2 separate regions of the Homo sapiens genome follow, and region 2 is linked to region 1. The links are chromatin loops, found by intact Hi-C in ENCODE. Cell type or tissue: mammary epithelial cell. All regions are shown on one strand. Links, peaks and the distances in the headings refer to the core of each region. The heading gives the core; the rest is flanking DNA. Region 1 overlaps TMPRSS7 (transmembrane serine protease 7). Region 2 overlaps TAGLN3 (transgelin 3).

The links. Hi-C counts contacts between places; a loop is a spot of excess contacts. Peaks named below come from ENCODE experiments on the same cell type or tissue, not always from the same donor. Only the 100,000 strongest peaks of a DNase experiment are listed, where the experiment ranks them.
Region 2: it touches region 1 in a loop (4-fold over the local background); 2 of 110 quality-filtered maps call a loop at or near these places.

The regions. Positions count from the first base shown.
Region 1 is chr3:112,069,249-112,081,259 of GRCh38, forward strand. It overlaps TMPRSS7 (transmembrane serine protease 7), which reads left to right. Exons shown (of 18, transcript NM_001395507.1): 14 at 5,048-5,164; 15 at 6,073-6,244; 16 at 7,628-7,896; 17 at 9,494-9,630; 18 at 11,666-12,011. The coding sequence ends at 11,836. Among named protein-coding and RNA genes, the nearest start is that of C3orf52, 11 kb to the right of the region's middle. In mammary epithelial cell, for the core only: no CTCF peak of the experiment used is centred there; DNase peaks (open chromatin) are centred at 4,973, 5,613 and 5,993; H3K27ac peaks cover 2,827 bases.
Region 2 is chr3:112,000,614-112,011,207 of GRCh38, forward strand. TAGLN3 (transgelin 3) reads left to right here. Exons shown (of 5, transcript NM_001008272.2): 3 at 159-333. Among named protein-coding and RNA genes, the nearest start is that of TAGLN3, 7.0 kb to the left of the region's middle. RefSeq lists enhancers at 224-851, 1,332-2,531. In mammary epithelial cell, for the core only: no CTCF peak of the experiment used is centred there; DNase peaks (open chromatin) are centred at 1,918, 3,758 and 4,858; H3K27ac peaks cover 2,310 bases.

The DNA.
Region 1 (12,011 bases), core at 2,044-10,043:
GCATCAATGTTCATCTGGGGTATTGGTCTAAAATTCTCTTTTTTTGTTGTGTCTCTGCCAGGCTTTGGTATCAGGATGATGCTGGCCTCATAAAATAAGTTAGGGAGGATTCCCTCTTTTTCTATTGATTGGAATAGTTTCAGAAGGAATGTTACCAGCTCCTCTTTGTGCCTCTGATAGAATTTGGCTGTGAATCTGTCTGGTCCTGGAATTTTTTTGGTTGGTAGGCTATTAAGTATTGCCTCAATTTCAGAGCCTGTTATTGGTCTATTCAGAGATTCAACTTCTTCCTGGTTTAGTCTTGGGAGGGTATATGTGTCCAGGAATTTATCCATTTCTTCTAGATTTTCTAGTTTATTTGCATAGAGGTGTTTATAGTATTCTCTGATGCAGTTTGTATTTCTGTGGGATTGGTGGTGATATCCCCTTTATCATTTTTTATTGAGTCTATTTGATTCTTCTCTCTTTTCTTCTTTATTAATCTTGCTAGCGGTCTATCAATTTTGTTGATCATTTCAAAAAACCAGCTCTCAGATTCATTGATTTTTTTTTGAAGGGTTTTTTGTGTCTCTATCTCTTTCAGTTCTGCTCTGATCTTAGTTATTTCTTGCCTTCTGCTAGCTTTTGAATTTGTTTGCTCTTGCTTCCCTAGTTCTTTTAATTGTGATGTTATGGTGTTGATTTTAGATCTTTCCTGCTTTCTCTTGTGGGTGTTTAGTGCAACAAATTTCCCTCTACACACCGCTTTAAATGTGTCCCAGAGATTCTGGTACATTGCATCTTTGTTCTCATTAGTTTCAAAGAACATCTTTATTTCTGCCTTCATTTCGTTATTTACCCACTAGTCATTCAGGAGCAGGTTATGCAGTTTCCATGAAGTTGTGCAGTTTTGAATGAGTTTTTTAATCCTGAGATTTAATTTGATTGCACTGTGGTCTATGAGAGACAGTTTGTTGTGATTTCTGTTCTTTTACATTTGTTGAGGAGTGCTTTACTTCCAATTATGTGGTCAATTTTAGATAAGTGTGATGTGGTGCTGATAAGAATGTATATTCTGTTGATTTGGGGTAGAGAGTTCTGTAGATGTCTATTAGGTCCACTTGGTGCAGAGCTGAGTTCAAGTCCTGGATATCTTTGTTAACCTTCTGTCTTGTTGATCTGTCTAATATTGACAGTGGGTGTTAAAGTCTCCCATTATTATTGTGTGGGAGTCTAAGTCTCTTTGTAGGTCTCTAAAGACTTGCTTTATGAATCTGGGTGCTCCTGTATTGGGTGCATATATATTTAGGATAGTTAGCTCTTCTTGTTTAATTGATCCCTTTACCATTATGTAATGGCCCTCTTTGTCTCTTTTGATCTTTGTTGGTTTAATGTCTGTTTTATTAGAAACTAGGATTGCAACCTCTGCTTTTTTTTGCTTTTCATTTGCTTGGTAGATCTTCCTCCAACCCTTTATTTTGAGCCTATGTCTGTCTCTGTACATGAGATGGGTCTCCTGAATACAGCACACTGATGGGTCTTGACTCTTTTATTATTATTATTATTATACTTTAAGTTCTAGGGTGCGTGTGCACAACGTGCAGGTTTGTTACATATGTATACATGTGCCATGTTGGTGTGCTGCACCTGTTAACTTGTCATTCTTTATCCAGTTTGCCAGTCTGTGTCTTTTAACTGGGGCATTTAGCCCATTTACATTTAAGGTTAATATTGTTATGTGTGAATTTTATCCTGTCATTATGATGTTAGCTGGTCATTTTGCCCGTTAGTTGATGCAATTTCTTCATAGCATCGATGACCTTTACAATTTGACATGTTTTTGCAGTGGCTGGTACCAGTTGTCCCTTTCCATGTTTAGTGCTTCCTTCAGGAGCTCTTGTAAGGCAGGCCTAGTGGTGACAAAATCTCTCAGCATTTGCTTGTCTGTAAAGGATTTTATTTCTCCTTCACTTATGAAGCTTAGTTTGGCTGGATATGAAATTCTGGGTTGAAAATTCTTTTCTTTAAGAATGTTGAATATTGGCCCCCATTCTTTTCTGGCTTGTAGGGTTTCTGCCGAGAGATCCGCTGTTAGTTTGATGGGCTTCCCTTTGTGGGTAACCTGACCTTTGTCTTTGGCTGCCCTTAACATTTTTTCCTTCATTTCAACCTTGGCAAATCTGACAATTATGTGTCTTGGGGTTGCTCTTTTCAAGGAGTATCTTTGTGGTGTTCTCTGTATTTCCTGAATTTGAATGTTGGCCTGCCATGTAAGGTTGGGGAAGTTCTCATGGATAATATCCTGCAGAGTGTTTTCCAACTTGGTTCCATTCTCCCCATCACTTTCAGGTACACCAATCAAATGTAGATTTGGTCCTTTCACATAGTCGCATATTTCTTGGAGACCTTGTTCATTTCTTTTTACTCTTTCTTCTCTAAACTTCTTTTCTCACTTCATTTCATTAATTTGATCTTCAGTCACTGATACCCTTTCTTCCACTTGATGGAATCAGCTACTGAAGCTTGTGCATGTGTCACGTAGTTCTCGTGCCATAGTTTTCAGCTCCATCAGGTCATTTAAGGTCTTTTCTACACTGTTTATTCTAGTTAGCCATTTGTCTAATCTTTTTTCAAGGTTTTTAGCTTCCTTGTGATGGGTTTGAACATCTCCTTTAGCTCAGCGAAGTTTGTTATTACCTACCTTCTGAAGCCTACTTCTGTCAACTTGTCAAAGTAATTCTCCTCCAGCTTTGTTCCGTTGCTGGTGAGGAGCTGCATTCCTTTGAAGGAGAAGAGGCGCTCTGGTTTTTAGAATTTTCAGCTTTTCTGCTCTGGTTTCTCCCCATCTTTGTGGTTTTATCTACCTTCGGTCTTTGATGTTGGTGACTTACAGATGGGGTTTTGGTGTAGATGTCCCTTTTGTTGATGTTGATGCTGTTCCTTTCTGTTTGTTAGTTTTGCTTCTAACAGTCAGGTCCCTCAGCTGCAGGTCTGTTGGAGTTTGCTAGAGGTCTACTCCAGATGCTGTTTTCCTGGGTATCACCAGTGGAGGCTGCAGAACAGCAAATATTGCAGAGCAGCAAATATTGCTGCCTGATCCTTCCTCTGGAAGCTTCGTCCCAGAGGGGCACCCGCCTATATGAGGTGTCTCTTGGCCCCTACTGGGAGGTGTCTCCCAGTTAGGCTACACAGGGGTCAGGGACCCACTTGAGGAGGCAGTCTGTCTGTTCTTAGAGCTCAAATGCCATGCCAGGAGAAGCACTGCTCTCTTTAGAGCTGTCAGAGTGGAACGTTTAAGTCTTCAGAAGTTGTCTGCTGCCTTTGGTTCAGCTATGCCCTGCCCACAGAGGTGGAGTCTATAGGGGCAGTAGGCCTTGCTGAGCTGCAGTGGGCTCCACCCAGTTTGAGCTTCCTGGCTGCTTTGTTTACCTACTCAAGCCTCAGCAATGGCGGACGCCCCTCCCTCAGCCAGGCTGCCGCCTGGCAGTTGGATCTCAGACTGCTGCGCTAGCAGTGAACAAGGCTCTGTGGACGTGGGACCTGCCAAGCCAGGCATATGTGCCACATTTGCTTAATCCAGTCTATCATTTATGGACATTTGGGTTGGTTCCAAATCTTTGCTATTGTGAATAGTGCTGCAATAGACATACGTGTGCATGTGTCTTTATAGTAGCAAGATTTATAATCCTTTGGGTATATACCCAGTAATGGGATTGCTGGGTCAAATGGTATTTCTAGTTCTAGATCCCTGAGGAATCACCATACCATCTTGCACAATGGTTGAACTAATTTACACTCCCGCCAACAGTGTAAAAGTGTCCCTATTTCTCCATGTCCTCTCCAGCATCTGTTGTTTCCTGACTTTTTTTTTTTTTTTTTTTTGAGACAGAATCTTGCTCTGTTGCCCAGGCTGGAGTGCAGTGGCACAGTCTGGGCTCACTGCAACTTCCACCTCCCGGGTTCAAGCAATTCCCCTGCCTCAGCCTCCCGAGTAGCTGGGATTACTGGTGCACACCACCATGCCCAGCTATTTTTTTTGTATTTTTAGTAGAGATGGGGTTTCACCATGTTGGCCACACTGATCTCGAACTCCTGACCTCAGGCAATCCACCCGCCTCAGCCTCCCAAAGTGCTGGGATTACAGGCAGGAGCCACCTGTAATTACGCGCCTGGCCTTTTCTAGACTTTTTAATGATCACCATTCTAACTGCGGTGAGACGGTATCTCATTGTGGTTTTGATTTGCATTTCTCTGATGACCAGTGATGATGAGCATTTTTTCATGTGTCTGTTGGCTGCATAAATGTCTTCTTTTGAGAAGTGTCTGTTCATATCCTTTGCCCACTTTTTGATGGGGTTGTCTGTTTTTTTCTTGTAAATTTGTTTGAGTTCTTTGTAGATTCTGGAGATTAGCCCTTTGTCAGATGTGTAGATTGCAAAAATTTTCTCCCATTCTGTAGGTTGCCTGTTCACTCTGATGGTAGTTTCTTTTGTAATACTGGCAGTTTCTTATTGCTTACTTGCTTTTAATGATGCTCAGGATTGTAGGATACAGAGGACCTGATGTAGAGGAACTTGCCAAATACTGGAATGGAACACGTTCCACTCTCACCCTTGAAGAAACAAACCTCCAAGGTTGTGAACAAATGTGTTGTAATTCACAAGTCTGTCCATTTTGCCTCCTACTGATATAAAATAACTGAGCATGGCTGTGATTTTTGCTCAAAAGTTTTCTTGGAGAATAAGAGAAGGTAATAGCAAAGAGGCTGCAGCCTAAAGCCACTGATATGTCGCACTTCTTCATGTCTCACCTGCTATGGGAGAAAGAAGAGGTGGTTGGATTGATTCTCAACAAATATGCCTGCCAGCGTTCAAATGGCTTTTCTTAGGTGAAGAAATGGATCACTGTGAGGTTGCTTCTCTTCTCTCTGCCATTTATCCCAGAGCAGCAAATACCAATCCTGTGATTAAACCATTTTTTATGGGGTTTGGAGTTATTCATTCAAATCTCATTCACTCAAGTTTGTTTCTGGCTAAGGAAAGCTGTTTCTTCTTTTGTCCATTGTTAGGTATTCCATGCAACAACAGAACTTTTAAGTGTGGCAATGATATTTGCTTTAGGAAACAAAATGCAAAATGTGATGGGACAGTGGATTGTCCAGATGGAAGTGATGAAGAAGGCTGCAGTAAGTAGAAATTCATTCCTTTGGGTTCCTGTATTCCCTCTTCAGTTTACCTGTTTGTTATATTTTCATTCCCTTCTTGGTGTATTTCCCTTGATCGAGGTTGCCATAGCCAAAACAAGAATAGTAACTATTGACAAACTGAGTCTGAAATTGTTTCTCAGAAATAAAAACTCTGGAATGGATTCTGTCTTCTTGATAACAGCATTAATGAATTAAATTTTTAAAATGAGAACTTTCACTTTTTAATAATTTTAATCAAGGGAGAAGATCTTAAATAAAAACCTTGTGAGAAAATAAATAGAAACTGGAACGCAGTGGATGACCTGTTAATGCCTTATGTTACTAACAATATCAAGTGCTGTTTCTTTAGGCCTGACTCAATAACTAATCTCCCACATGCTCCTATTAGTCATGTGGCTACTACTTGGCCATGTGGCAACATGTAAATTATACATCTTTACCAATACTATTTACACTAGCAAACAATTGCTCTGATAACTAGTTTTCCCTGTAGGTTTTCATTTGTCCAGGTCTTATAAATCTTTTCCCCAATCCTTTCTGTCACATCAGCACAACTTCAAAGAAATTCTCAATTCATTTACATTCCTCTTTACCTGACAATCTAAATCCATAGGCAGCTGTTTGTGTCAGTTCAGCTGTTACAGCAGGTCCCCCTCCTCCTCTCATCTGCGTTGTGGTATAGAGACTGTGTCAGGGCATGCTTCAGGAAGGAGGGAGTGGTTTGTTTGTATTGGTTTCAGACAGACTCACATGTTCTCTGTCCTCTAGATAAGGAGATTTCAAATTGCTACCTAGTGAGTCAGTTCCCAGCCAGCACTAAAACTGGCTTAACTTCTAGTTTTTCTTCCAAGTCTACCTTTAAATCACATGCCCTTTCTCCACCAAAGCCTGCAGCAGGAGTTCCTCCGCCCTTCACCGCATCATCGGAGGCACAGACACCCTGGAGGGGGGTTGGCCGTGGCAGGTCAGCCTCCACTTTGTTGGATCTGCCTACTGTGGTGCCTCAGTCATCTCCAGGGAGTGGCTTCTTTCTGCAGCCCACTGTTTTCATGGAAACAGGTAGGGCCTCACGGTCCTTACTTTCAAGTGGCACTCTGTGGCCATAGACAATATATCTGCCCTCAAATTGTGGGAAGCAGATCCCTGTTGGGGACATTCAATCAATTCAATTGCACTTTCATTTTTTGGATCCCACGTGTGTGACAAACATTTTTTTTTAAGGTATTATTGGTATAAAAAAAGCACAAAGGAAACATCAAGAATGAATAGGCTTTTACTAAGGCTGGGAAAATAAGATAGGGCTTTTAACTCAGAGGGAGCAAACTTAAGAGAATGTGTGGAGAATGTGGAGAAAAATGGGCACTGGAGAGTGACTGGAGAATGGAGGTCCCCAATGGGATTATGATGGGATAGATGCTCTTCCAGCCAAGGGTAAGAGGACATCTTAGAAAATAACCTCACTTAAAATTTAAACTTACTATTGGAATCTACTGAATCTTAGGTTAAAAAAATCATTCACTTCTCATTCTGCATTTTTTTTTTAGTATTTCAATGAAGTTACACAGTTTGGATATTTGTTTCCCTGAAAATTATAGGATTTGTGTTAATTATTAAGATAGCTTCACATCTGTTTGATCATGAGTCTCTAATGCTGTGAAACTGCTCCAAATAATGTATTAACCCTAATATTTCTTTGGGTGTCCATTGACACTCATGAGACATCAGCTAAGCAAATTAGTGACCAAAATTTTGGGGCTTCCTCATTTTTTTCACTCCCACTCTTTACCCCACTGCTATGCTGATGGAGATGGACGCTTCACATGGAGATTACAAGTTCTTCTGTGACTTGTGCAAGGTCATGGAGGTCAAGATTGGGATTCTGGAAGGACTGATGGGAATGGCAGTTGGTGACCCTATGAATGGGCATTGTTGAGCAGTAAGAGTAGTGATCATTAAGGCTTCCAGTAGTTTGCCAGAAGGAATTTCATTAAATTCCTGCTTATAGCACTTTGATTTCTAATCTATCTTGGTATTCATATCATTTGAATTTGGTAGTAGGATTCTCCATCAAATGCCATTGTCAGCATGAATAGGAAGAATGTAACAAATTAATTCTAGTTACCAACATTCTTGACCTGTGTGTGGTTCATGAAATACTAGTGGAAAGAAAATGTCCAGGCATTTGCTTAGGACACTGTTGAGTGAATTTTCTATTACTTGCCACTCCTAATACAGCTTACGTCATTTCTGACTTTTTGAGGGAGACAAGGGAGGCTCACAGTTACGCTTTCTGCCATGGTCCCCGGACAAAGCCAGTGACTATAATAACACCCTGGAAGTCAGGCCCTTCTTTTTCAGCCCTCAACTCTTTAGAGTGCTTGTTTGCAAACTGTATGTGGTTCTTTAAGCTGCTAACTTTATGTTTCATTACTGTTCTATCAGGCTGTCAGATCCCACACCATGGACTGCACACCTCGGGATGTATGTTCAGGGGAATGCCAAGTTTGTCTCCCCGGTGAGAAGAATTGTGGTCCACGAGTACTATAACAGTCAGACTTTTGATTATGATATTGCTTTGCTACAGCTCAGTATTGCCTGGCCTGAGACCCTGAAACAGCTCATTCAGCCAATATGCATTCCTCCCACTGGTCAGAGAGTTCGCAGTGGGGAGAAGTGCTGGGTAACTGGCTGGGGGCGAAGACACGAAGCAGGTGTGTGTATGAATGAATGGTCATGCCCTTCCCCTGCAGAGGATGATAAGGTGTTTATGTAGTGCTTTAGGGTTCACAGAGAGGGTTTGTGTATATGATCTCCTTTGAACCTCCTGACAACTCTGGAAGGTTGGATTGGAGGAGGGTACTGTTATTTCTTTTTAATGATGCTATCCACCTGCTTTAAAAGAAGCAGGGCTCACCTTATAAAGAGGGAGAGGACTGTGTATGAGCAAGGCAGGATTGACTAGATAGTCATGGGCCCTTTTCAAACTCTGAAGGTTATGCTATGTTATTCACTAGAGAAGGAGCAATTCCTCCCTTTTCATTCAAAGAAATGATTCATTTATAAAGGAGAGAAGGACACACATGCACATCCCACTATGTCAACTCATAGGCAACAGTCTGGGAGACTATGTGGGTATGACCTGTGCCTGTGCAATTGGCCAAGGGATGAGAGTAAGGGCTGAACTTCAGACTGCCCTTAGTTTCCAGACCAGAAACTCAGGCCTGGAGGTTATACCTCCAGGATTTGGATTTGGTCCACCCAGAGGAGATACCTTTTTGCTATTTCTCTGACGGGAGAGGACATCTTTTCAATATGCATAAAGATCAGGCTGTATAGTAGGGAAGTCCCTACATCTACCCTGCCAAGGTTTTTCATGGTCCAGGATTCAAGGTGGGATTCTGAATATATAGTGAGGGGAAGAATCCAATGCTTTGTGAATGTATCCCCAAACGCTAGTGCTAATATTTTCCCTTGATCTTTCAATCACCTCACCTTCTTTTGCCATCCTTTTCAAGGGTTTAGGACACGTACAGCATCTGTAATTCCTGAACCTTGCCCTGTAGCCTCGTTTTGACACTCTAAAGTGTGGGCAACTTCTCAAAGGCAGCTTCTCAGTGCTTTCATTTAGTGATTGAAGTAGTAATACCACCAGCTTGGGTCCACTGAAGTCTCAGGGTCCCAAGGAGGGAAGGCAGCTGACTGTGAACACTTGTAACTTTGATAGGTTACTGTGCTCAGTGCTTTGATTACATTATCATATATCACAGGAGAAAAGCATCTGCCCAACCAACTTATCATGAGATGTTTTCTTTATAAGCCTGGGTATGTGTGTGTACACTTATTTTTCTGAATCATCTTAGCCAGGTAGGTTCAAAAGGAAGTGAAACAGCTATTTGCAAACTGTTAGGTTTTTATGGTTCATCAGAGACTCCCATATATCAGTTATGCTGCTCCATTTAAAGAGCTCTCTTGAATAGTAGATATTAGTAATAACTGTTGCTGACTTACCATCCTACGGAAAACAGGAGGGAAATGGTGAGGAATATGGCACAGTTGTTCAAGTAATTGAGTCAGACCTTGGGTCTGAATCTTGTGTTACTTGCTAGTGGTGTGTCACTGGGCAAGCCCTTTAATCTCCTAGCACTCGATTTCTTCATCAGCAAAATGAGGATAATAGTAGAATTTACCTCAAGGGAATTGCCGCTATGAGGGTAAAAGGAGATAATGTGTGTTAACTTTTCAAATGAAGTCCTGAATACATGCGGCCATTACCACTAACATCATTTCTACTTCCAATGTGTTTTGCAGATAATAAAGGCTCCCTCGTTCTGCAGCAAGCGGAGGTAGAGCTCATTGATCAAACGCTCTGTGTTTCCACCTACGGGATCATCACTTCTCGGATGCTCTGTGCAGGCATAATGTCAGGCAAGAGAGATGCCTGCAAAGTAAGTCATTGTACCTTTCCCTTGCCTAACATGTTGTGCTTTCCATAAATGCTTTCTCACTTAATCTACATAACACTGGGAAATAACCAGGGCAGGTATTTCCCTGAATTCACTTGAGCTGCTCAGATATTATTTATCATCCAATTGCCTAAGATCTTGGAGAGGTGTTGAAATAATTTATTCTATAGAACGCAGTTTTCTATAATGTGCTCCATGTATTTTCCTTCAATATTTAGAGGATGAGGTCAGCATTCATCATTCTGCCATAATTTTCTTATAACCAATTTATTTCCTATTTCCTTAGCAGCTGCCATTTAATTTCTAAAATTTGAAGGATTTTATTTACTCATTCCTTTGAAGTATATGCTGGTGGAAAGAGGAGAGGAATGGAGAGGTGACAAAGAATACTCATTTGTAGTTCTCTGGGTAGGCCCCTGGCAGTGGTAAAGTTGGAAGTCACCTTTGGGGTGACATTTCTCGGAGCCTGAGATTCCAATCTATGCAGTTACCTACATGATTGCCAAAGAGTAAATAGATGATTTAGAGCAAACTTGTCCAACCCACGGCCCACAGGCCACATGCAGCCCAGGACAGCTTTGAATGCAGCCCAACACAAATTCACAAACTTTCTGAAAACATCATGAGATTTTTTTTTGCAATTTTTTTTAGCTCATTAGTTATCATTAGTGTTCGTACATTTTATGTGTGGCCTGAGACAATTCTTCTTCCAGTGTGGCTCAGGGAAGCCAAAAGATTGCATACTCCTGATTTAGAGGGTGAGTAGGACAGTGGGAGCTGTTCTTTCATCTTTCCACAAGCTTAGCCATGATGCCACAAAAACTCATCCTATAATAATGACTTCTGTCTTCTGAGCTCCTATTTTGTGGCAAGCACCGTGCTAGGTTCTTTACATAAATTCATTCCAATCATTCTTTTTTCCTCATTTTATAGAAGAGGAAACTGGGCACAGAGAGGGTAAGTAAATTGCCTAAGGTCATACAGCTAGTAAGTGTAAATGTCTGAGCTGGGATTTGAACCCTTGCCTCTCTAATGCTAAGGGTACTCTATTTTGGGTGCTTCCCATAGCTAGTCGGTTACACAGCCCTGTTCCACACAGCCACAAGTGTTTACTTGTTAAACTTAGTAGAGTTGATGTGGTGGCAATTAAAATAAAGAGCCCAGCTTCCCTACTAGTTGGAATTTTCCTAATCAGGTATAAGATCATAATTTGGATACATGGGCAAATTTGTTGCCTCTGAGTAAGTTGCAAGATTATCTACCCTCTAAAATAGGAAAATAAAACCTAGATATTATAATTTAAAGGACTAATACTGTGGAAATTATGTTTATACTTTGAATTGTTTAAGCCTTTGCTTAGAGGAATTGAGATATCAGAAAGGACTCTCAAGTGAGAGTGATTTGTTTGTGATGACTGTGGACCAGCAGTTGTTAGGGTTTTTTCACTGGACCTGGCTAACTAAACAGGTCTCTTCTTCTCCATGGGGCTATGAGCTAACCACTAAAGTTGCATGGCCCAGAGATAGAAGTCAACCTTCCAAGATAACCATGCCTCATAAGGTTGTTGTGAGGATTAAATGTCTCTAAACGATTCTTAGCACATAGCTAGCACTAAATAAATTTTAGCCCTCACTACTACTACTACTACTACCACCACTACTACTACTACTACTATTACCACCACCACCACCACCATCACCACTAGTATTACTGAGGTTTATTCTTTGTTTAGGGCTATGTGAGAGTTGTTTTCTCCAGTAAGAATCTTCCAGTGTTATTCTTAGCCTAAAGAATCATGTTTCGTCTAATGAATGCAGCTGTTTGATTATAGGAAGAATAATTATAAAATGATAGAAGTTTCACATTAGTTTTTCACACTTCCCAAATTACAGAGTGATTAGCCAAGCAAAAACATGTCATTAGAGGACTCTTGAACACAATTCATTAGATACAATAAAGATGAAACTGATGATCATGGGACCAATTTACTTTATACTTACATTTTTTGTGTGTGTAGGGAGATTCGGGTGGACCTTTATCTTGTCGAAGAAAAAGTGATGGAAAATGGATTTTGACTGGCATTGTTAGCTGGGGACATGGAAGTGGACGACCAAACTTTCCTGGTGTTTACACAAGGGTGTCAAACTTTGTTCCCTGGATTCATAAATATGTCCCTTCTCTTTTGTAATTGTACCAGTTGTATTTTTACTGTGATTTATGTTAAAAATAGATACTTTAAAATGATGCAGTAATTGGCTGGGTGCGCTGGCTCACACCTGTAATCCCAGCACGTTGGGAGGCCGAGGCGGGCAGATCACGAGGTCAGGAGGTCAAGACCATCCTGGCTAACATGGTGAAACCCT
Region 2 (10,594 bases), core at 692-8,691, 70 kb before region 1:
CTGGCTACACAGCCCAGAGCCCGTGCCTTCCTAGGGCCCATGACTTGCTCCTGCCCAAACTGGATGAGCAGTGTCCCACGTGAGCAGGATTCACTTCTCATTCTTGACCTGTAAATACAAAGGGAAACATTGATTCTGTCTCTCCCCTCCCTCTTCAGGTCCTGTGCAAGCTGATAAATAGTTTATACCCACCAGGACAAGAGCCCATACCCAAGATCTCAGAGTCAAAGATGGCTTTTAAGCAGATGGAGCAAATCTCCCAGTTCCTAAAAGCTGCGGAGACCTATGGTGTCAGAACCACCGACATCTTTCAGACGGTGGATCTATGGGAAGGTAAACAGCCCCCTGGCCTTTGGGATTGTTCTTTTCTTCTCTCCTTTGCCCCATCTCCTTGTAAAAACTGCTCACAGTGTTCTTCCCTGTGCCGATTGATGTGTGTAAGATGCTCTCAGCTGTTATCCTGGGGGCAGTGTTTGCCTTCCCCATTGTTATGTTCTATTAAAAGGAGGTACCCTCTTCTAATGGAACACACACCCTGAGGACACAGAGGGGATCTCAGCAACTAATGTAAACAGAAGCCTCAAGCTAGAGGAAGCTAACGGTGACATACTGCCTTTTATTCCTCTTACCACTCCCATAACAAATCACAGCTACCAGAGGAGAAGGGAGGCAGGGGGCCAGTGTGCTTCTTGCTCAACTGCAGCTTATAGACAAAGCCATCTGGGGCTATTTTGTCAATCTGAGAAATAGATAGCACTCCAACCTTTTGTTAAACCTTTATCTGGGAGCTTGGTGACTATGCCTTCCAGATATGCATTCTGCTCAGTGTGACAAGTGCTTGTTTCCTTCACATTTGTGAATTGACTTGCTGAGGAAATCTTACAAAAGCATAAAAATCAAATCACACTCCTGGATGTATTTAATGATCTGCCATTACTGGGGGAAATGATGTGAATGGAGACACTGCCAGAGAATTTGGGACCTATGGTCATGGTGTCGTTAATGTCCCCTTTAGCGAAAATGTGTATACCCAACCATATGACTGTGTTCCTTCTCCACTAGGCCTGCCTGAGGCACCAAGAGATACCAACTAGTCAGAGCAGGACTGTCAGATTGACTCTGCTCTCACATGCTCTTTGTCACTGGCTGTCATTAGTGGCCCAACCAACAGGATCCCCAGGGCAGTGACCCAAATGGCTCTGCTGAGAGTGAGAATGGGGTAGCTTTCCCCTGATGGAGAGACATGGTATTTTAAAGGGTATTCAGATGATGGTTGAAATAGATTTCTAGCAGAGGACCATTCTACTACTCACCACACTATGATTTATAAAGAAACAATTGCCTCCTTAATCCTCGGCGTCATGCAAAGAGCTGGCATTGCATGTTTCCCTCATAGGTGAGTGGTTAAAATCCTACGATGCTAATAAGTTTACCTTGTGGTTTGCCATTATTTAGAAACTCAGATATTCAAAACTGCAGGCCAGGCCAGGCTATGGATCTTGCTGTTGAGCCTCCAAATTCTCATGTAATTTCACAGTTGAGATTTGATCCTTGCTTCCTCGATCAAAACTATGATGATTTTTTCTAGCTAATACAGATAGCTACATAGCTACTGCTTATTGATGTTTTCCTATGCACAAGGCATTGTACAAGTGCTTTATTGCATAATGTCAGTCAGTTCTGCTAACAATCCTATGAGGTAAATGTTTTTTAATTTCCCCATTTCAAAGATGATGATACTGAAGCTTGCCCATGATTTCTTGTGTCCATGAGATAGCAGAGCCAGAATTCAAACCTGGGCTCTCTGACAGCAAAGAATAGAGCCTTAACTAGTCTGCCAACCCATTCTTGAGCCAGGAGGCTTAGTTTCCTTCACCTACACCGTGAGTGTGCTGTTGAATCATAATGGTGACTAGGTGATGAGGATGAAGAGGAGGTGGGGGAGGAGGTGAGGAGGAGGAAGATGACTCAGGACTGTGTAGGACAGAAGGATAGGAGAGTCAGTGTGAATGGAAGGGACCCGGGTGAGTCCCCCCCCCACCCCACAAAGTGCAGGAAGTGTGTGGGAGGAGGAAGAAGCCAGGAGGTCTGTGGGAGGTGAGGATTCTGAGAGCTTTCCTGTCTTCATGCTACTGAGGATGCTTTACTTGTCTCTCCCCTTTTTACAAAGAACACAAAGGTAAACTTTACTCGTCAGAGGTGCTCACAGCAAGTGTGGAGGAGTGTAGGGAGAAATAGTCCCTGATGTACAGAGTCGGAGGAGGTATACACCACCTGCCCCAGACCCGTGTGTTAGACTCCTCTAAAGAAAGAGGGAGGCCTGGAGGGATGAGTGTGGTCGCCTGAGCCAGGGCCGTGGACCAGTCAGCTCCAGGGCAACAAGACAGACACTAAGACTCCCAGCCCTAGGGTAGAAAAATGGGGCTTTAAAGGAAATAAGGAAGGAGGTCCACTCCAAGGGCACCTGGGCTGACAGGTAGCAGGAAGAACTGTAGGTAGGTCATGCAGTAGGTAGGGTTGAACAGGAGAGCTGTCAATAGGAAAGCAGGTGCTTCAGAGTTTCCAAATGGCCCCAAGAGGCCCCAGGGTCTGGTGGCTGACTCTATGGAATGGCCAAAGTCCAGGGAGATTCATTATAAGTTGGAGGGGATATCTGATATTCCCCAGGATCACTGTCTGAAGCTTAGGCCAATGCTGGTCACCATACAACAGGGCAGGAGGTACAAAAGTGGGTCGCTTTGAGCAGAGAAGCAGGAAGAGGGAGGGGAAGGCTGACAGTACTGCAGAGCAGACTGAGCAAGTGAGGCTGGGGTCCTTTCTGCAAGAACTGGTTGTTGCTCATGTGTTTTGGCATAAGAAAGCTGAAATCAAAGGAATGCTGCGGGGCAGGGTTGGCACGTGTTATGTGTCTATGTGCATGTGAGGGGGTACATGTTTGTGCACACAGCTATTAGACTAGCTGTTTGCTTAGCTTAGTCCCACATTCTCCCTACTATTCTCTACCTTGACTGTGGTTTTAATGCTGTCCTCACATATCAACTTACATTAATTCTGGATTCCCTGCACCTTGGTTGTGGTGTCTGTGGCCACTGTGGCTCCAGCCCTCCTTGCCTAGGAGCTTCTTTTCCTCCTCTGCAAGTATTTCATGCCCAACCTCTCACTCTCCCATCTCCCCTACTCAGTGTCTTCTCCCAAGTAGGGCTCTGCTTGCCCACAGCTGCCCTCTGACTCTTCAGGCTGCCTGGATGTTGCAAACCCGTAAGTCTGGAGGAGCCCAGGCTTGCCAAATGCATTCTTGTTTAGGCTTCAATCACTTCTATAGGCTGAGGCCCCAGATGTACCACTATCCTTAATCCCCCCAGGTGAAATACTTCAGATAGACTGCAGGGTAATTGGAATACAAGATTGAAGGCTTTAAAATGAAACCCAAAGCTAAATGGTCCAGAAAAACAACACAATCACAGGGACATTATAGATAAAGCTACTGAAGTCCCCCTAGCAGGGAGCTGGGGTGACCACTTGCTTTCAGTGATGGAGAAGAAGTAGGGTGGCTTAGAGGAATGGAAGGGGCCTGGGAAGTCTTCTCTTGGAAAACAGAAGGTGAATGGCCTGGCAGATTACTTTTGGATTTGCCATGGGTGCCCTGGAAAGGGCAGGGGTGGGGCCATCTCAGCTGTCTATGATTCAGAAGAAAGTACTCTGCAGGTAAGACTTCAGCATCTTTTCTGTGGACAGAAAGTGGGAAAGGAAGAAAAGGCAGAGCAAGAAAGGTGGGGGGCGGGGGGTGTGTGTAAGAGAGAGAGAGAACATATTAGAGCAAGTGAGTGTGCTGGTGTAGTATCAGGACAGAAAGACTGCAATACAAGCTTATCCTGGAAAGTATTACAGGAGAGTACAGGCTCCTGAGTCAGAAATTAGACTGCCTGGCCAAACCTGTGCTCTACCACTTATCAATTAACTTCTCTAAGCCTCGATTTTCTCAGTTGTAAAGTGGGGATAATCATATGTATTTCACAGGGTTGATATGGAAAGTAAACAAGATAGTTCATTAGAAGTGTTTAGCATGGTTCATGATGATAGTAGAAGATAATAAAAGTTGGTAATGTAGAAATTATTATTGTCATTGGCTTGTCTTTTCTAAGATTAACAGAAAATAAGGGAGGGAAAAGTAAGTCTGGAAAGACACTCACTCTGTCTTAGAACAAATGGACTTAGTGGCCACATACAGGAGCTGGTGTTGCGGGGGCGGGGGAGGTTGCCTGAATGACCTTTGCCCTCTCTGACAGCTGTGGAGCTTGTACCTCATCAGATATTCTCTAATACAAATGACCAGGCTTTAGGCATCACTTTATTGACATTTTTTTCCACTTTGTGATCATTACCCTCTTGATGTCTTTCCCCATAATTTACTGCTTTACTAATTCCAGACACAGAAGACCCCACTACACTGGAAAGAGCATGAGTTTTGGAGTCAGGTGGATGGGTTCAAATCTCTTTTGCTACATACTAACTGTGTGACCTTGTTTAAATTGCCTAGTTTCTCAGAGCCTCAGTTCCCTTCTCGGTAAACAGTTCTAATGCCTCTCTTTTGTAGAATTTTTGTAAGGATTAACTATGTAAAGAAGCTAGCACAGTGCCTGGCTACCAGACACCTAATAAATGTTGGCTTTCCCCCCCACACTATTAGTCATTCAGCAACTGATCTTTTTGGTTCATTTGTATAACCACTTGATGTGCATTAAACGTATAAAATTCTAGAATGTCAGAGCAGGCAAGACTCACAGATCGATCAGTCTCATGGCTCTTCTTAGTAATTCTACTGGTATGGATCCTGAACACATGGTGATGTCATGCCTGTTCCCCCTTTGATGACTGGGAGTTAGGGAGGTGTGGTTTACATTGGAAGGGCCTGGAGGTTCAAATATATTCTCTGGGAAGGCGTCACTTTATGTGTCATTCCTCAACAGCAAGAGTGAAGAGGTATTTCACACAGCATGAGAGATCTTTTGGGATATTGTAAGTAAAGTACCTGTAATGACTTGAGACATCACAAGTGTCTGCTGCTCGAAGCCTAATTTTCTTTTTTTTCTTTTTTTTTTTTTTTGAGATGGAGTCTCACTCTGTCGCCCAGGCTGGAGTTCAGTGGCCTGATCTCGGCTCACTGCAAGCTCCGCCTCCCAGGTTCACGGCATTCTCCTGCCTGAGCCTCCTGAGTAGCTGGGACTTACAGGTACCTGCCACCACGCCCGGCTAATTTTTTTTTTATTTTTAGTAGAGAAGAGGTTTCACTGAGTTAGCCAGGATGGTCCAATTTTTTTTTTATTTTTAGTAGAGAAGAGGTTTCACTGAGTTAGCCAGGATGGTCTTGATCTCCTGACCTCGTGATCCGCCCACCTCGGCCTCCCAAAGTGCTGAGATTACAGGCGTGAGCCACCGCGCCTGGCCTGGAAGCCTCATTTTCTATCAGAGCAGCCGTCACTGCATTTATTTCAAGTGGCTGCTGACGATTGTATTTGGTGGGTCTTTCCTTTAGCAATGGCTCTCTAATGCCAGCATGCATCGGAATCACTAGGTAGGCCTGTTAAAGCACAGACTGCTAAGCCCCAACAGCAGAGTTTCTGAGGTAATATGTCTGAGGTGAGGCCAAGAATTTGTATTTCTTACCAATTCACAGACCATATTGATTCTGCTGGTCTGGGAACCCCACTGTAAGAGCCACCACCCAGAGCAGTGGGAGTCAGGGAGGCAAGCAACAAACATTTACAAAATCCACAGAGCAAACCCAACCTCACCCCTGATATTTCTCCCTTGACTGTTGCAATATTTTGGTCTACCTTCAGTGGAGAATTGGAAGCTAGGCCAAAGTTATTATTCAGGGAAATAAGACATGGTTTCATACACTACTGCTTACTTTCTCTGTAAGTCCAAGAAAGATGGAAAAATCCAGTATTCTAAGAGTTACAAGGCTGAGTCAAGACTGATATATAATAGAAGTATAATAGCTCTGAGACAAAGAACTTTGACTGCAAGACTGATTTTTTGTATTAAAAGTAGAAATAGAAAGTAGAGACTGTCCAATCCAAGTTGACACACCCAAATGACTTCTCTTTTACCTTTTTTCTTTGCCTTTATCCTTTTCATTTACTTTTTATTTTCATAGACATACATAAGATACCTTGGAAGTAATAAAGAATTTAATGGAACAAAATCCTTGTTAAAGTATCTTTATAGCATTAAGAATTCCTGGGTTGGGGCCTTACAATGCAGAACCTCCAGTCCTACTCCCCAGGAGTTATAACTTAGTAATATGGGGTGCAGGATCACACTTTGGATAACATTACTTTGTGACAATGTAGGAAATAGGGAGCTCTGTATTGTCAAGTAAAGCTGTCAGTTGCTAGGTGAGACTCTTGCTGAAAACACTTGCCAGGTGAGACAGAGAAAGCTACCATACCATCAGCTCCTTTTTTGTTTAAGACTAATATTTTCAAGGAGTTTTAGGGTCACAGCAAAATTGAGAGGAAGGTACAGATATTTTCCATATGCCCTCTCTCCCCCACAAATGCACAGCCTTCCCCATTATCAACATCCCCTACGAAAGGAGCACATATTGCAAGTAATCAGCCTACATTGGCACATCATTATCATCCAAAATACATAGTTTACATTAGGTTCACTCTTGCTGTTATACATTCTATGCATTTGGGCAAATGTATAATGACGCATATTCATCATTGCGGTGTCATATCAAGTACTGCCCTAAAAAGCTTCTGTGCTTTGCCTTTTCATCCCTCCCACCCTCAACCCTGGCAACCACTGATCTTTTTACTGTCTCAAGAGTTTTGCCTTTTCTAGTATGTCATAAAGTAGGAATCATACAGTATGTATGCTTTTCAGATTCCACCAGCTCTTAGATAACCAGACTCTATCTCATTTTTGCTATCCCTCCATCCAGAAAATTCCCGACACTTAGTTGATCCTTCTTTGAGGAATGTTTTTCTGTTCTTGGAAGAATGGCCTGGAGCAGTGGCTTTCAAGCTCACTTGAGGAGCCCCAGCCATCTACCAAAGCATCCAGGGTGGCTGTCAGGGAGCAAAGCCATTCCAAGCTGCAGGGCTCTGGGCTGACTTCCAACTTGGAACAGAGCTTTTCTAATTATCGCTTTTACTTTTGACTTTGTGGAGGATATCTCTGAAGAAAGGAGTTATTGCTTAACAAATATTACTTAGTACTTACCACATGGCAGACATGGGGATGTTTTTAAACATTGAAAACCAAAGCTTTAGAGTAGTATCTGCTTGTCCATCTGGCTGCCTCACAATCATCCCAGGAGACTGCCCCAGAATCTGAATATTTAAGATTCTTGGGTAATCCTGAAGATCAGTTTAGCTTGCAAATCACCAGGCAACACCTATAACTCTCAAACTTGCCTGAAGATATGAATCACCCAGGAAGCTTATTAAAAATATGGACTCCCAGAATTTACCAAATCATTCTCTCAGGAGAATGACCTCAAAATGCATATTTTAAAAGAGATGCCCCCCTGCAAACTCCCATAAATAATCCAAGAAGCTTGGGAAAGCAGGCTGTGTATGGCCATTTTTTATACTTGCACAATTTTGAAGGCTTTGTCATTAGGCAGATATGACACTTGGTTGTGATACGACTAGTTTTCTTTTCTTGTTTATAAATTTATTTCATTTATCTTATTGTTATTTAGAGACAGGGGTTCCCTCTGTTGCCCAGGCTGGAGTGCAGTGGTGCAATCATAGGTCACTGCAGCCTGAAACTCCTGGGCTCAAGCAGTCTTCCTGCCTCAGCCTCCCAAAGTGTTGAAATTACCGTTGTGAGCCACTGTGCCCAGCCTTTTGTTGTTTTATACTTCGTGCACATCACAGAGCTTCCTTAACCTCAGCGCTTTTTTATGCACTTAAATTTTTGACCCCCAGTTGCAGAAATCAGCTTCTACAAGTGGCCCTGACTCCTGTGTGCCACTCTCATCCAATGGTGCTTGATGTGGGCTTCTGAACTGGCAAAACAAGACAGGGAAGGCTGGAAAGAGGCCCTCTTCCCATCTTGTCAGTCCAAGAGTGCTGGAATTAGGAAACATAACAAGAATAACATAACAAGAAAGTGAGCTAGATGTGAACTGGTTCCAGAAGGCAGATTTCTGGTCATAGTGTTATTTAGAATTTTGGCAATCATTAACTTAGTGTACTAGTCCATTTTTGTTGCTTTAAAGGAATATTTGAGACTGGGTAATTCATAAAGAGGTTTTATTTTAGCTCACGGTTCTGCAGAGTGTACAGGAAGTGTGGTGCTGGCACCTGCTTCTGGCAAGGGCCTCAAGAAGCTTACAATCATGGTGGAAGGCGAAGGGGAGCCAGTATGTCACATGGTGAAAGAGGGAGCAAGAGACAGAAAGTAAAGGTGCCAGGCTCTTAAACAGCCAGATCTTGTGTGAACTCATACATAAGAACTCACTCATTACCATGAGGTCAGCACCAAGCCATTCATGAGGGATCTGCCCTCACGACCCAAACACCTCCTACTAAGCCCACCTCCCACATTGGAGGTCACGTTTCGACATGAGATTTGGAGAGGACAAAACATCCAAATGATATCACTTGGCCAGAACATCAGTAGTGAGGCCCTAACTGCTTTTCTTTGTTTCAGTCTTGTTTGGATGAAGACATGGAGAAACCTAGACAAAAACACTCAAAGACTTATGGGCATTGAGGTTGGTGCCCTTGATTCTACAGGGCCTGAAATCTGTGCTCCAGTTTTATTCCCCTCAGTGTCCCCTCTGGCCTGGCACAAAACAGTCATCATGACCCTTTCAGATCATCCCTGATCGCTGGTTCCTACTGAGGAATGTGCTCCTCATCCAGCCTGCAATGGGGTGCCATGGGAGATGGCAGAGTGGCATGGTGGATTGTTCAAGGGCTTTACATTCAGACAGGTCTGATCTAGAGCTGGGCTCTGTTAACTGATTGGGTGACTCTGGGCATGTTAATTAACCTCTTTGAAATAGTTTTCTCGTCCACACATGAGGAGGAATAATCCCAATTCCATGAGGTTGAGATGACATATACAGTGTCTACCCTATAATTTACATCAAATATCTTGCTTTGGAAAGTTTCTTAAGGAAAAAATTCCAATTTCTTCCTGTCAAATAATGCCCGCTTCCCTAGTGGCTTCTTTCTCAAGTGTAATCACTTCCTTTTCCACTCTCCTGGGATGAGGGTGGAGTTGTGTTGATAGTTCTAGGCTCCTGGATATCTTATCTTAGCCGGCAACTTAGTTCCCTTTGTCCTCTCTGGGTTCATGTAGTAGTCTATATAAGAAGTGTTATATATAACACTTACATATAAGTGTTAGTTCTTATAAGTTCTTATATATAGTCTTATATATAAGAAGTGTTATATAGACTACTACATGAACCCAGAAAGGACAAAGGGAACTAAGTAGGGAACTAAGTGTTGGGAATTTTCTAGATGCAGGGATACCAGGGATGAACTAGCTACTTTGAAGGAGTCTAGTTCTATAGTTTAATAAAACTTTGCTTCTTCATCCGTTGCTCCAGGGTAGTGTCTGTGGGTGATCTGCTGGATGTCAGGCCCCACATTTTCCCAGATCCTGGACATATCAGAATAGCTCTTTCCAACCACCAGAAACAAGTATCCAGGGTGCTCTTTGTAAACAGTAGAGATGAGTGATATACCCTAACCTAAGCCTTCCTTTGCTCATTTATTTCTCTAGGTTCCCTTTAATAGTTCACTGCCTAAGAGCAAGTCCTCTCCCTATCTCTTCACAGAATGAACCTTCAGAATATCATTACTACATTTATATTTTTTAAAAAGTGTCCCATTATATGGTGACAATTACAGAAATGCTTTCACCTGTGGAAGAGTCATTCTAACAACAACTTCTGTGTTTCTTCTTAGTTCTGAATATTCCTTATGCCTTCTCCCTTCTGTCTGCTTCTGAAATACTTCATTCTCCACCACCCCAGTTATTCCTTGAGTCTGGGGGACTATCCATTGACAGCATTTTATCCTTGTATTCACCAACCAGTCCCACAGGGCCTCAGGATTCAGGCAATCACCCTGTGGTTAACATGGGAGGTGGGGGTAGAGGGGAGAGAGGATCAGCTTTCTGTCTCTCCTCTTCGAATAAATGAAGATCCTGAGCTGGACTTCCTCTGAAGGCCTTAATTGTTTATTTTATTACAGTTCATACTCCATTCTCACTTTCCATCTGCCTTTCCCCTGTAATTCTGTATTCCCCAGAGACTGAGCTGCAGCAGCTGGGCCAAAAAACTGCAGACGGTTCACCAGGTCTAAAGAGAGCCTTAATATTTGCCCTTAACTTTCACAGTTCCCCGCCAGGTTAGATGCTGCCTTCCCTTTTAACCCTATGCTTTTTAGCTTTTGTATTCCACACTGGTGCCTTGCATGGACTTTTGGTCTGATTCTAAATTGCAGGCCACCCCCTCAGTAGCATCTTCTCAGTTTAGGACAGGTCAGTCAACTGGAAGAGAAGAAAGGAGAAAGAATGGGAGGAAAGGCTGAGTTGTAAGGCCCAGTTGCTT